2 separate regions of the Homo sapiens genome follow, and region 2 is linked to region 1. A link is an interaction called in ENCODE POLR2A ChIA-PET data of the cell type or tissue named here. Cell type or tissue: MCF 10A. All regions are shown on one strand. Links, peaks and the distances in the headings refer to the core of each region. The heading gives the core; the rest is flanking DNA.

Region 1 (5,000 bases), core at 1-5,000:
CAACCCTGCCCTTGTAGCCAGAAAAGCAGCGATAAACAGTGTAAAGCATTGTTTACAAAAATAGGTGGTGGGCTAGATTTGATCTTCCAGCTGTGGTTTGCCAGTCTCTGTCTTGGATTCTAAGCTACTTAAAGTGTGTCCTACCTCCCTCCCTCTGCCCTTCCTCTTCCTCCTTCCCCTCCCTCTCTAATTACTATATGAACATCTGGCACTTCGTACTTAAGCCCCCCTTTTAATGTATATTTTTTAAATACCTAAAATTTCTTCTCTGAAAAATAAATATTTCTATGCTAGTCTGTAGCCAACAGAATGTAACACCCTCCCTGAAAATGCCAACATTACCCGACACAGACTGGGATTAAACAAGTCTAGGCTTCTAGACAAAGAAGAAACAGTGTTTTCTTATCTTTTTGAGTGTACTGAAGCAGAAGTTAACTCTTTGCTTTCAGATGTGTCCCTTATCATCGAGAATTGCTGGTGGTCCTGTATCATTTTATTATAGGAAGGAAGGATGGACACCAGAGAGGGTGGGGAATTTGGTTTACAGGGAATCTTGACCAGTGCCTGCCTATAAAGGGTACCACTGTGAAATCCCCAGCAGTAAGTAGGTTTTCTAAAAATCAAGTGTGTATTTCTACTTGCCTAGGTTTTAGGGCCTTGTGAATGCAAGTCGAATGATAGAGGAAATTGGCTTGGAGGAAAATGTTGGGGAGTTTGGGTTTAGCTGGGTGCAGTCACCCCTAGACTTGGATGTGGAGTGAGTACCCCTGTTGACTTTAACATCTGTGTGTGTCTTAAAGAAGACTGCTACTTTTCTGGTTTATTGTCTATGCCTACAGATGACACGTGGAATAAATTGCACATTAAAATGTCTGACATGAAAATCAGAAGAGCTTAAGTTCATTCCACAGAAGCCTTTTGTTAGAATCTTCAAAGGATGAGAACCAGGATGAAGAAGAGTTTACAGTAGGGAAGTATTTCTCAACTGTAATTGTACATAAAAATTGCCTATGGTGCTTTAAAAAAATACAGAGTCTGGGGACACATGTTCTCGGGATCTCCTAAGGGCTGTCACAGACCATAAAGTTTAAGAAGAAAAAAAAAAAATACAGAGTTTGGGACCTCACCCAAAACCTACCAAAATGAAACTTGTGGAGATGAGGCTCAACAATTTGCATTTTCAAAAGCTCTGTGGGTGATTCTAATAGCCAGTCTGGGACCTTATTGTGGGCCAGATTATGAGAACTACTATAACAGGAAGACATAGACCTGGGCTGGCTCTAATGGAAAGGGGCCTTCTAGAGCGCCTGGGGGTTTTGAACTGTTTGGGTACAGATAACTCTTTTTAGTCTGGATACTTACAGTGATCCTGAAAATGTATATTATGCCTTTTCTCTTTAGGAAATCTTTGGGAAGGCTTTTTTAGAGAACGTCTTTGTGGATGAAAGGGGCTCTCTTTCTCCACATCTCTTAGACCCACTCCAATCCACTCCAAACCACCAGAGAAAGTCCTCATTGTTCAGTAGAAATCCAGCTGCCACACTGGATCATTCCCATCAGCACAACACATGATGTCTTCCCATCTTAAAAAGCAATTTGTTCTTGAACACCCCTTTCCCCCTTCAGCTACCACCTCATTTCTTTATAGAAAAATTACTTAGTGGGCTGGGTGCAGTGGTTCACGCCTATAATCCTAGCACCTTGGGAGGCCCAGGTGGGAGGATTGCTTGAGGCCAGGAGTTCAGTGTTGCAGTGAGCTATGATAGTACCATTGCACTCCATCCTGGGCGATTTAGGGCTCTCCCCTGTCTCTAACAGAAAATAAGAAAAATTACTTGGAAAATTGTTTTTATTACCTGTCTCCAATGCCCCCTTCCCTTGTGCCCAGCATTCTCTATGGCTTTCATTCCTGTCAGTTCTAACAAAGCACTTCAAGGTCACACCTCCAGGTTGCCAAATCCAGTAGCCAATGCTCAGTCTTTATCTTTCTTAGCATTTCAGGAGTATATGACAAAGTTCAGTTGGTCACTCTCTTCTTTTTAAAAGAAGCTTTTTAAAATTTGGCTTCTGGAATTCTACTCTTTTGGTATTCTTTCTACTTCAGTGGCTTTTCTCTCCAGTCTCCTTTTCTGGGTCCTCCCCATTTCCCCCATTGCTAAAAGTTGGTATGTCCCGAGACCCAGTCTGTGTACCTCTTATCTATCTATGTCCATTCCCTAGTTGTTTTCCTCTAATCCCATGGCTTTGAATACTAACTGTATGCTGACGACTTCCAGATTTCTCTCTCTTGCTGCAGCCTTTTCCTGAACTCCAGACTTTTATATCCTACCTGCTGAATTGATATTTTCACTTAGAGGTTTCGTGGGTATCTTCAACTTAGTATATCTGAAACTGAACTCCCAGTTTCTTACTCTCCATCCCCCCATGGCTGCTTCATCATTCCAGTTGTATAAGCCAAAGCTTGCATCCCACATCCAGTTCATCAGTAAAAGTGGTTTGTTCCACCCTCAAAATATGTCCAAAATACCATTATCTGTTAGCTGGATTGTTGCAAAACTCATCTAACTCATCTTCTTGTTTCTCTGTCATCCCTTCTGTAGTCTTTGGTCAGTACAGCAACCAGTCATCCTTTTGAAATGCTAGTTAGAGCCTGTTACTCCTTTGTATAAAACTCTCCAGTGGGTTCTCATCTTATTCAGAGTACAAACCAAGTCTTACAGTGATCTACAGAGCCCTCCATGTTGGCATTCCCTCCTCCTCTCAGCTTCTCTCACCTCATCTCCTAATACCTTTCCACCTTACTCACTGCTGCTTCAGCCGCACTGGCCTCCTCACCACTCCCTGGAACTTGCCAGCATGTGCCTGCCTCAGGGTATTGCACTTGCCATTCCTGGAATGCTCTTCCCATTCCTGGAATGCTCTTCCCCCAGATGTTGCACTGTTTTACTTCTTCAGGACTCTGCTCAGATTTCACCTTATCCATGTCATGAGACCATCTCTGATAATGCTGAATTAAATAGGCTCCCCACAAACTTTCTATTCCCACTTCGTTTTTCACCGTCATCTGACACACAGAATTTTCATTTTTATTTTAAAATCTGTTCCTTACCCAAGCATGCTCCCTACTTTTACTGTAAGTTCTACAAGGTTGAGACCTTGTCTTATTCTCTGCTGATCCCCAGTGCCTAGAACAGGGACTGACACATAGTAGGTTTTCAGTAAATGTTTGTTGAATGAATGGAAGAATTTGGACTTGAGCAATTATCAAGGCCAGTCATAGCTGTTAACCTTGACCTAATGGGTGGCTGTGGTAAGAAATTAATAAGCAATTGTGAAAACTGAGAAAGCCATTTTAGTATGTAAGATATCTTATGGTATTTGTAATTTGTAATTATTTCCTCTTTTAAGGACAGATGTAAACAGTACATGATCAGGGGAATTAGGGACCAAGTTTATTAGGAATGAAACTAAAGAATAAAAGGCACTGTAGCAAAATGAAGGATTGGAGGGGTTTTTTTGTTTTTCGTTTTTGAGATGGAGCCTTGCTCTGTCACCCAAGCTGGAGTACAGTAACACGATCTCAGCTCACTGCAACCTCTGCCTCCCGATTCAAGTGATTCTCCTGCCTCAGCCTCCTGAGAAGCTAGGATTACAGGCACCTGCCACCACACCCAGCTAATTTTTATATTTTTACTAGAGACGGGGTTTCACCATGTTGATCAGGCTGGTCTCCAACTCCCAAACTAAGGTGATCTCCCGCCTTGGCCTCCCAAAGTGCTGGGACTACAGGTGTGAGCCACCGCGCCCGGTGGATTAGAGTATTTTAAATAGCACATCACAGTGGACTTTTAAGTTCACTTAGCAAATAGTTGTTGAATAGAAAAAGTAAACTATTGGTCAACTTTTTGTGACTTTGTGGGATTATTGGAGTTGACCTTAGTCTATTACTATACCACCGTGACTAGGTATTAGAATCTTGTTTTTCTAATTAGATTTTCTCTTTTTAAAAAAACTATTTTTCACTCTTCTGTTATAGATAAAAGCCAAACTATAGCCAGCTTTCAATAGTATATGAATATCACAGAACAAGAAATAGCTTCCCACACAATTATGGTGTCTTTTTCATATCTTAACAATTACACATTTCTGAAATATGGGCTTATGTAGCTTATATTTAATTGCCTTTTTATTTCTTTAGTGTTATAATTAACTTAGTTGCCTTCTTTGTGACTCCGTTAAATCTCATGTCAGTCAAATCCCTGTAGTGGGATCTTTGTTCAGCAGAGCGAGTGGATTTTTTGCCTCAGCTTACACGAGTGGGGGTGAATATTGGCCTTGTTCCTTTAGCCCAGCTCAAGGACTTATTCATGCCTGTAGTCTACCACCATGAATTAGGTCTGGTATTGAGTCTTGGAAGCATGGGGTTTGGGTTAATAAGGCATATTCCCCAGTTCTTGGCTTAAAATTTCACTTGGGAATCTTTTTTGGTGAGTATATCAAATAAAATGGCAAAGATGTGCAGATTAGGATGAATTTATCGTATGTTTTGATAATGGAAATTGTTTGTACCCTCTAACAGTGATTTGCACTTATTTGAAATTACTCTCCAAGGGTGTTTGACATTCTAGTGTTCAGTTAAGAATTCTCTCTGTATGCATATAATGGCTGTTTTATGATCACATTTTAATTCCTATGATAAGTCAATTTTGGCCCTCCAGTTTACTGAAGTGTATATGGCATTTTGGGGCATTGCAATTAGGCAATGCAAGCAGAAAGCTTTTATTTTTTAGAACTTCTGCATTAGGTTAGTGCTGTGATCTTATTTAACCATAGCACCAAGTAGTATTTTGAGGGTGATAGGGAAAGAGAATTGTCTTTTTGGCTTAAACTTTATTTTGATACTTCATCGAAAAATCTAATTTCCATAGAGATTACGGATTTATCTTCTCCAAAATCATACTGTCTATTTCAGAACTTTTGTTTTCCTCTTAGCTCCATAG
Region 2 (6,805 bases), core at 696-5,695, 55 kb after region 1:
TCCCTTAAGGTTAGGAGCTCGAGACCAGCCTGACCAACATGGTAAAACCCAGTCTCTACTAAAAATACAAAAATAACTGAGCATGGTGGTGCGTACCTGTAATCCTAGCTACTCAGGAGGCTGAGGCAGGAGAATAGCTTGAACCCGAGAGGTGGAGTGCAGTGAGCTGAGATCATGCCACTGCACTCCAGCTGAGGCAACAAAGCAAGACTCCGTCTCAAAAAAAAAAAAAAAAACTAAGATTTGTTGGACATCCTAAATTAGCAGATGTATGTTAAAAGTTGTCTGTCTCTCAATACACACGTGTCTAGCTTAAGGTAGTTTCTTTAGATGATGAGAAGCTCTTAAGCCTATGATTTAATAAAAAGTAAGTAATGTGCTGCACTAACAGGCTAGAATCGGGTAATTTTACTAGAATTTACCTCACTCTTTCTGGAGGGAGGACCCATCTGAAGTGACCTGAGACCAGGTGAGGCCTTTGGGAGCTACAGAGACAGCAGGAAGGCTTTGGGCCTGCAAAGGCCTTCCCTTTACTCTTTGATGCCCTGTTTATTGCCCTGGGCCTCCGTGGATTTCATGCCACCTTCCCAATCTTAGGAATTGTTACAACTATGATACCTGTAAAGAAGAACCTGAACTACTCTCATTAGACTTCCTCGGAGAAAGCTTTAGAGGGCACTAATTACTAGTACTATTACAGCTTTCTTACATGCCCTGTTTTTAACCTTTATTGAGGACCATTTCCCCTCATTTGTAGGACTAATTCAGATGCAGCTATGTCTCCTTTATCATTACTGTCAGAGTGATAAGTGAGATTTTAAAATTTTGCTCCTATTCCATCAGTCATTTTCAGGACAGCAGTTTCTCAAAAGTTGCTACTAGCATAATCTGATTCAGAATATCCCCAGAGGTTTACTCCATAAATAAACATCCTAGCCCCTTAATACACCTGAACTCATCAGCTCCGCTTCCATTAAGCTCAAAATGGAATGCCTGAAGAAGACCCCAGGCACCCAGGAAGGTGAGGAGGTGGGAAAGCAGGTGGATACATTCATAAGGGAAGGAAGGACAGGCCCAAGGAAAGATTAGATCTCTCCAGGCACATAGATTATGAAAACAGAAACAAGAGAATTCTAAATGGCAGATAATTTTGTCCACACTAAGCAGGTTTAAATGAATAATAATAGGTAGAGTAAAAAATACGAAGCTTTTTAGGAAGTTATCTGTCCAAGGTTCCACTAGGGAGCTATGATCAACTATATAGTGCCTTGTATTTGTATTGAGTCTCCTAGAATGACTGTATTTGTTCTACATTAGTGAATGAATTCTAAATAATAGAAGTCAAATGCATACTTAAGAGAATTATTTTTCTTTAAATCCAATGAAAAGCCAAAAGCCCCGACTAGGAATTCAAACATTAGAAACATCAACATTTCAAAACTTATGACACCTCCATGTCCTTGCCTTAACTCCTCTCTCTGCCTTGAATGTCCTTTCTTTCCTCTGCCCAGTACAGTAAAGCCTAAGGTCAAGGTATCACCTGTGTTGGGATTGGCCAGTCCTTCTTGTGTCCACCACTTCTCCCACCTTTGCTCTGTCTTCTAGAATGGCCCTTGGACACATCTTTATAGTTAGGTGCCACTAATCTTTCCCTCCCACTTTGCTCCCACCCCCAAAGATCAGGGTCTGTGTTATTTATGTTATCCTTGGGGCTAGGAGACATACACTAGGCACTCAGGTTGTATGATAGTGAAAAGGTAGCCTTTCTCCACCTATGCTCCCATACTTGTTACTTTTTTCCTACTGTGCACAGACAGGGAGTCTTATGGCAGTTTGTTCACGCACTGTCTCAACTCCTAACAGCGTTCTGCTCTCTCAACATTCCCACCTAAGTGTGGATTGGCCTCTTGTTTGCAGGAAGATAAGCAAAGCCACAGTCTTGCATTATATGGCACAGCACACACCACATACACTGCCATGTGGTCAGCAACTGGCTAGTGCAATCTGGTCTGCAAGGCCCATTGCCCTGGCTCCCAGCCTCAGACCCACCATTCCCAATGCAGGTTTTCCATACAGTTCCTCCTGCAGCCCAGCATTAATTTCCTTTTTCTCTAATTCCTGGAAATCATCCCAGTAAATTTCAATCAACCAATTAATTTGGTGTTTTATCCTGTTTGCATGTGCACTTTAGCAAGCCTCGTAATTAATACTGGCCATGAAGTTATTATTTATGATTAACTCAGTATAGTTTGCTTATTTCTATAAAAAGTCAAGCATCAGGCACTTGATCAAGAATGTGACCTTCTATTACACTATTGTCCCCATGAGTAAGTCCAACTCAATTTAAGTGATCCTCCATGAAACGTGCCTGGTTTGAAGACAACCCTTCCATCTTCCCATCATTCTTTTCACCTTGGCTACTAACAAAAAAAAATCACTTGAACTTCAGACCGATGCTTTTCAGGCCCATCCCATGGTATCTGCCCTAATACAGAGATCCTTTGTCATCTAGTAACTAAATGCAGCCATCAAATTTTGTCCATGTTACTTTTGTTAATGTTAAGAATTTCTAATCCAATTCCTTTCTGAATATTCAGTGCCTTCTAGGACATTCTGTCCTAATTTTCCTTACACTTCTCTGTTGATCCCCACCACTTTTTCCATGGACATTTCTTTCCTCCTGACCATGGTCTCTGTGTTGGGGTTACTGCAGAGTAAGCACAAATCAGCCATGAGCAGAAATGTCTGGGAGATATGCTGTCCTAGTGTGGATTATAAATTCCTCGGTTGCTGAGCTAGCGTCCAGAATAAAGGCTCAGGAGGCACAGCTGTTATTTCAATGATTATATGTTTGGCGTGGTCAGAGAGGTTTGTGTTACAACTTGCTGATCGTTTGTGGCTCAGACAGTCTGCTCTCAGAGCTGTCTCACTTGGGCTGATACAGGAGATCAGACCTGGCCGGAGAGAGTTTTGCCTCATTGATTTCAGATAGGCTGCCTTCTAAGTTTCTGAAGGACTTAGGAAGGACTGGCATTATCAAGATAGCTTGTATGTTTTAAGGCACTTTCGTGATTATTTTCTTTCATTTCTCCCTCATTTGAAGAGAGTCTTCATTTGGCCAAGGGGGAAACTCAAAGCATGGTTTGCTATTCCACCACCTTTACCACTGTTTTAGCACGTTGCCTTATTCTCTCTCATGATTTGGATCAATTTTCCTTTTATGAAGGAAATATACTTGTATTTTATTATAAGCTGCCTCAAATCTCTTTTTTGGAGAGAGTGAGGCAGGATTTAAATATATCAGCAACTTACCCAATATTAAGGAACCACTTAGTGGCAGAATTATTACGTGGAACCTGATTGTCCTCAAGCAGCCTGGGCCACACACACCATACAGCTCATGCACCTCTCCTGCTCACACACCACACAGCTCACACCCCTGTCCTCCTCACACACCACACAGCCCACACCCCTCTCCTCACACCACACAGCTCACACCCCTCTCCTCACACACCACACAGCTCACACCCCTCTCCTCCTCACACCACACAGCTCACACCCCTCTCCTCCTCACACCACAGAGCCCACACCCCTCTCCTCACACACCACACAGCTCACACCCCTCTCCTCACACACCACACAGCTCACATCCCTCTCCTCACACACCACACAGCCCACACCCCTGTCCTCCTCACACACCACACAGCCCACACCCCTCCTCACACACCACACAGCTCACACCCCTCTCCTGCTCACACACCACACAGCCCACACCCCTCTCCTCCTCACACACCACACAGCTCACACCCCTCTCCTCACACACCACACAGCCCACACCCCTCTCCTCACACACCAGACAGCTCACACCCCTCTCCTCCTCACACACCACACAGCTCACACCCCTCTCCTCCTCACACACCACACAGCTCACACCCCTCTCCTGCTCACACACCACACAGCTCACACCCCACCCCTCTCCTGCTCACACACCACACAGCTCACACCCCTCTCCTCACACACCACACAGCCCACACCCCTCTCCTCACACACCAGACAGCTCACACCCCTCCTCCTCACACACCACACAGCCCACACCCCTCTCCTCCTCACACACCAGACAGCTCACACCCCTCTCCTCCTCACACACCACACAGCTCACACCCCTCTCCTCACACACCACACAGCTCACACCCCTCTCCTCACACACCACACAGTTCACACCCCTCTCCTCACACACCACACAGCTCACACCCCTCTCCTCCTCACACACCACACAGCTCACACCCCTCTCCCGCTGCCCTTGTTTCTCCCTCTCTTTCCCTTTCCCTACTTAGGCTCAAGGATAAGGCACCTAAGGCTAGTTCACCTAGATAATTTTGCTTAATAAGGGAATTCACCTAGATTTTAACCCTCTTTGGAATATTTTTACACCATTTTCATTTCCCTATTCTTTTTGCTTTTTAATAACTTTACTCAGTTTTTGTAATTTTCTTCTTTCAAATAAGTCCCATTATCACAGCATTTTATAAATGATGAGATTGTTTTGTATTTTTATGAAAGACTGTTTTTCTCTTTTCTACTTTTTAAACCCTTTTATTTTGAAATAATTTTAGATTTGCAGAAGATTTACAAAGGTAGTACAGAGAGTTCCCATATACCCTTCACCCAGCCTCCCCCAATATTAGCATGTGACATAACTATGGTACATTTATTAAAACTAAGAAATTAACATTGGTACAGTACTATTAATTAAAGTACAGTCTTTTGCCTACTTTTAAACATCTTTTTTTCTAAGGCTCCATTTTTAAAGTAATACTGGGTTTTAAAGCAGAAAATCAGAATATTTGACATTAATACCCAAGTTATGGGGCAACAGGAATTTGAAGTCCAAAATAATTGATTTTACTTTTATATTATGCTCAAGACTTCCCAATGTATAATATATTCATAGTTAATTGCAGATAATGACATTAAGCAACTTAATAAAATACCCTTAAAGTTTTAGAAAGAGATATTAAAATATCCATCTGAATAAACATGGCATTCACAATATGTCACAAATTTAAGTATTTATTAGATACAGGAAACTTACTTAGAAGGATTTGTTTTTAAATTTTTTGTATTAAGACATAATTTCAGACTTATGAAAAAATTGCAAGAGTAGTACAAAAAAATCCCATTTTTTTTTACCCAGATTCCCTCAGTGTTTTCATGTCTTTTGTAGGGACATGGATGAAGCTGGAAACCATCATTCTCAGCAAACTATCGCAAGGACAAAAAACCAAACACTGCATGTTCTCATAGGTGGGAACTGAACAATGAGAACACATGGACACAGGAAGGGGAACATCACACACCGGGGCCTGTTGTGGGGTGGGAGGAGCGGGGAGGGATAGCATTAGGAGATATACCTAATGTGGGTGACGGGTTAATAGGTGCAGCACACCAACATGGCACATGTATACATATGTAACAAACCTGCACGTTGTGCACATGTACCCTAGAACTTAAAGTATAAAAAAATATATATATATGTATATACAAAATTTTACTACTATTGCTTTATCCTTTCTCTCTCTGGCTCCCACAAATGAGAGGGAGAGAAAACTGTTTTAAGTTGCAGAGGTGATGCCCCTTTACCCATCATAATTCAATGTGTATTCCCTAAAGACAGAGAACTTTCTTATATAATTATAGTATAATTGTTAAAATCAAGAAATTAACATTGATACAATATTTTTAATCTACAGCCATTATTCAGATTTTACTATATGTGGTAGACAGAATAATGCCCCCAACAAAGATGTTCACTTCTCAGTTCCTAGAATTTGTGAGTGCATTAGGTTACTGATGTAATTAAATTGTAAATCAGCTGACCTTAAAATAAAGAGATTATTTGGACTATCTGGGTGGGCCCAATGTAATCAAAATGCTCTTCTAATAAGAAGAGGAAGACAGAAGCTGAGCGCGGTGGCTCACTCCTATAATCCCAGCACTTGGAGAGGCTGAGGTGGGTGGATCACCTGAGGTTAGGAGTTTGAGACCAACCTGGCCAACATGGGGAAACCCCATCTCTACTAAAATTACAAAAATTATCCAGGCGTAGTGGTGTGTGCCTGTAGCCCCGGCTACTCGGAAGTCTGAGACAGGAGAATTGCTTGAACCCGGGAGGCTGAGGGCAGTGAGCTGAGATCATGCCACTGCACGCCAGCCTGCACGACAGAGCAAGACTCCATCTCAAAAGAAAAAAAAAAAAGAAGAGGAAGACAGAAAAAGACATCAGAGTGATGCAATGTAAGAAGGACTCTGCACCATTGCTGGTTTGAAGGAGGAGGAAGGGGGCACGAGCCAAGGAATGTGGGGCAGCCTCTAGGAGCTGGGAAGGGCAAGGGAATGGGTCTTCCCCAGAGCCTCCAGATAGAATGCAGCTCTGCTGACACCACGATTTTAGCGCAGAGATCCCCATCTGACTTTTAACCCACAGAACCATAAAATAATAAATGTATGTTCTTTTTTTTTTTTTCGAGACAGAGTTTCACTCTTGTTGCCCAGGCTGGAGTGCAGTGGTGTGATCTCAGCTCACGGCAACCTCTGCCTCTCAAGTTCAAGCGATTCTCCTGCCTCAGCCTCCCAGGTAGCTGGGATTACAGGTGCATACCACCATGCCTGGCTAGTTTTTGTATTTTTAGTACAGACGGGGTTTTGCCATGTTGGCCAGGCTGGTCTCGAACTCCTGACCTCGGGTGATCCACCTGCCTCGGCCTCCCAAAGTGCTGGGATTACAGGATTGAGCTACCACATCTGG

Evidence for each region. ChIA-PET counts read pairs that join two places held together with the same protein. Peaks named below come from ENCODE experiments on the same cell type or tissue, not always from the same donor. Only the 100,000 strongest peaks of a DNase experiment are listed, where the experiment ranks them.
Region 2: POLR2A ChIA-PET joins it to region 1 with 5 read pairs; 3 of 35 experiments call an interaction of 5 or more read pairs at or near these places.

What each region holds. Positions count from the first base shown.
Region 1 is chr1:183,091,334-183,096,333 of GRCh38, forward strand. All of the region lies in intron 1 of LAMC1 (laminin subunit gamma 1), which reads left to right. Among named protein-coding and RNA genes, the nearest start is that of LAMC1-AS1, 47 kb to the right of the region's middle. In MCF 10A, for the core only: no CTCF peak of the experiment used is centred there; a DNase peak (open chromatin) is centred at 2,848.
Region 2 is chr1:183,145,975-183,152,779 of GRCh38, forward strand. No RefSeq gene overlaps it. Among named protein-coding and RNA genes, the nearest start is that of LAMC1-AS1, 8.1 kb to the left of the region's middle. In MCF 10A, for the core only: no CTCF peak of the experiment used is centred there; no DNase peak of the experiment used is centred there.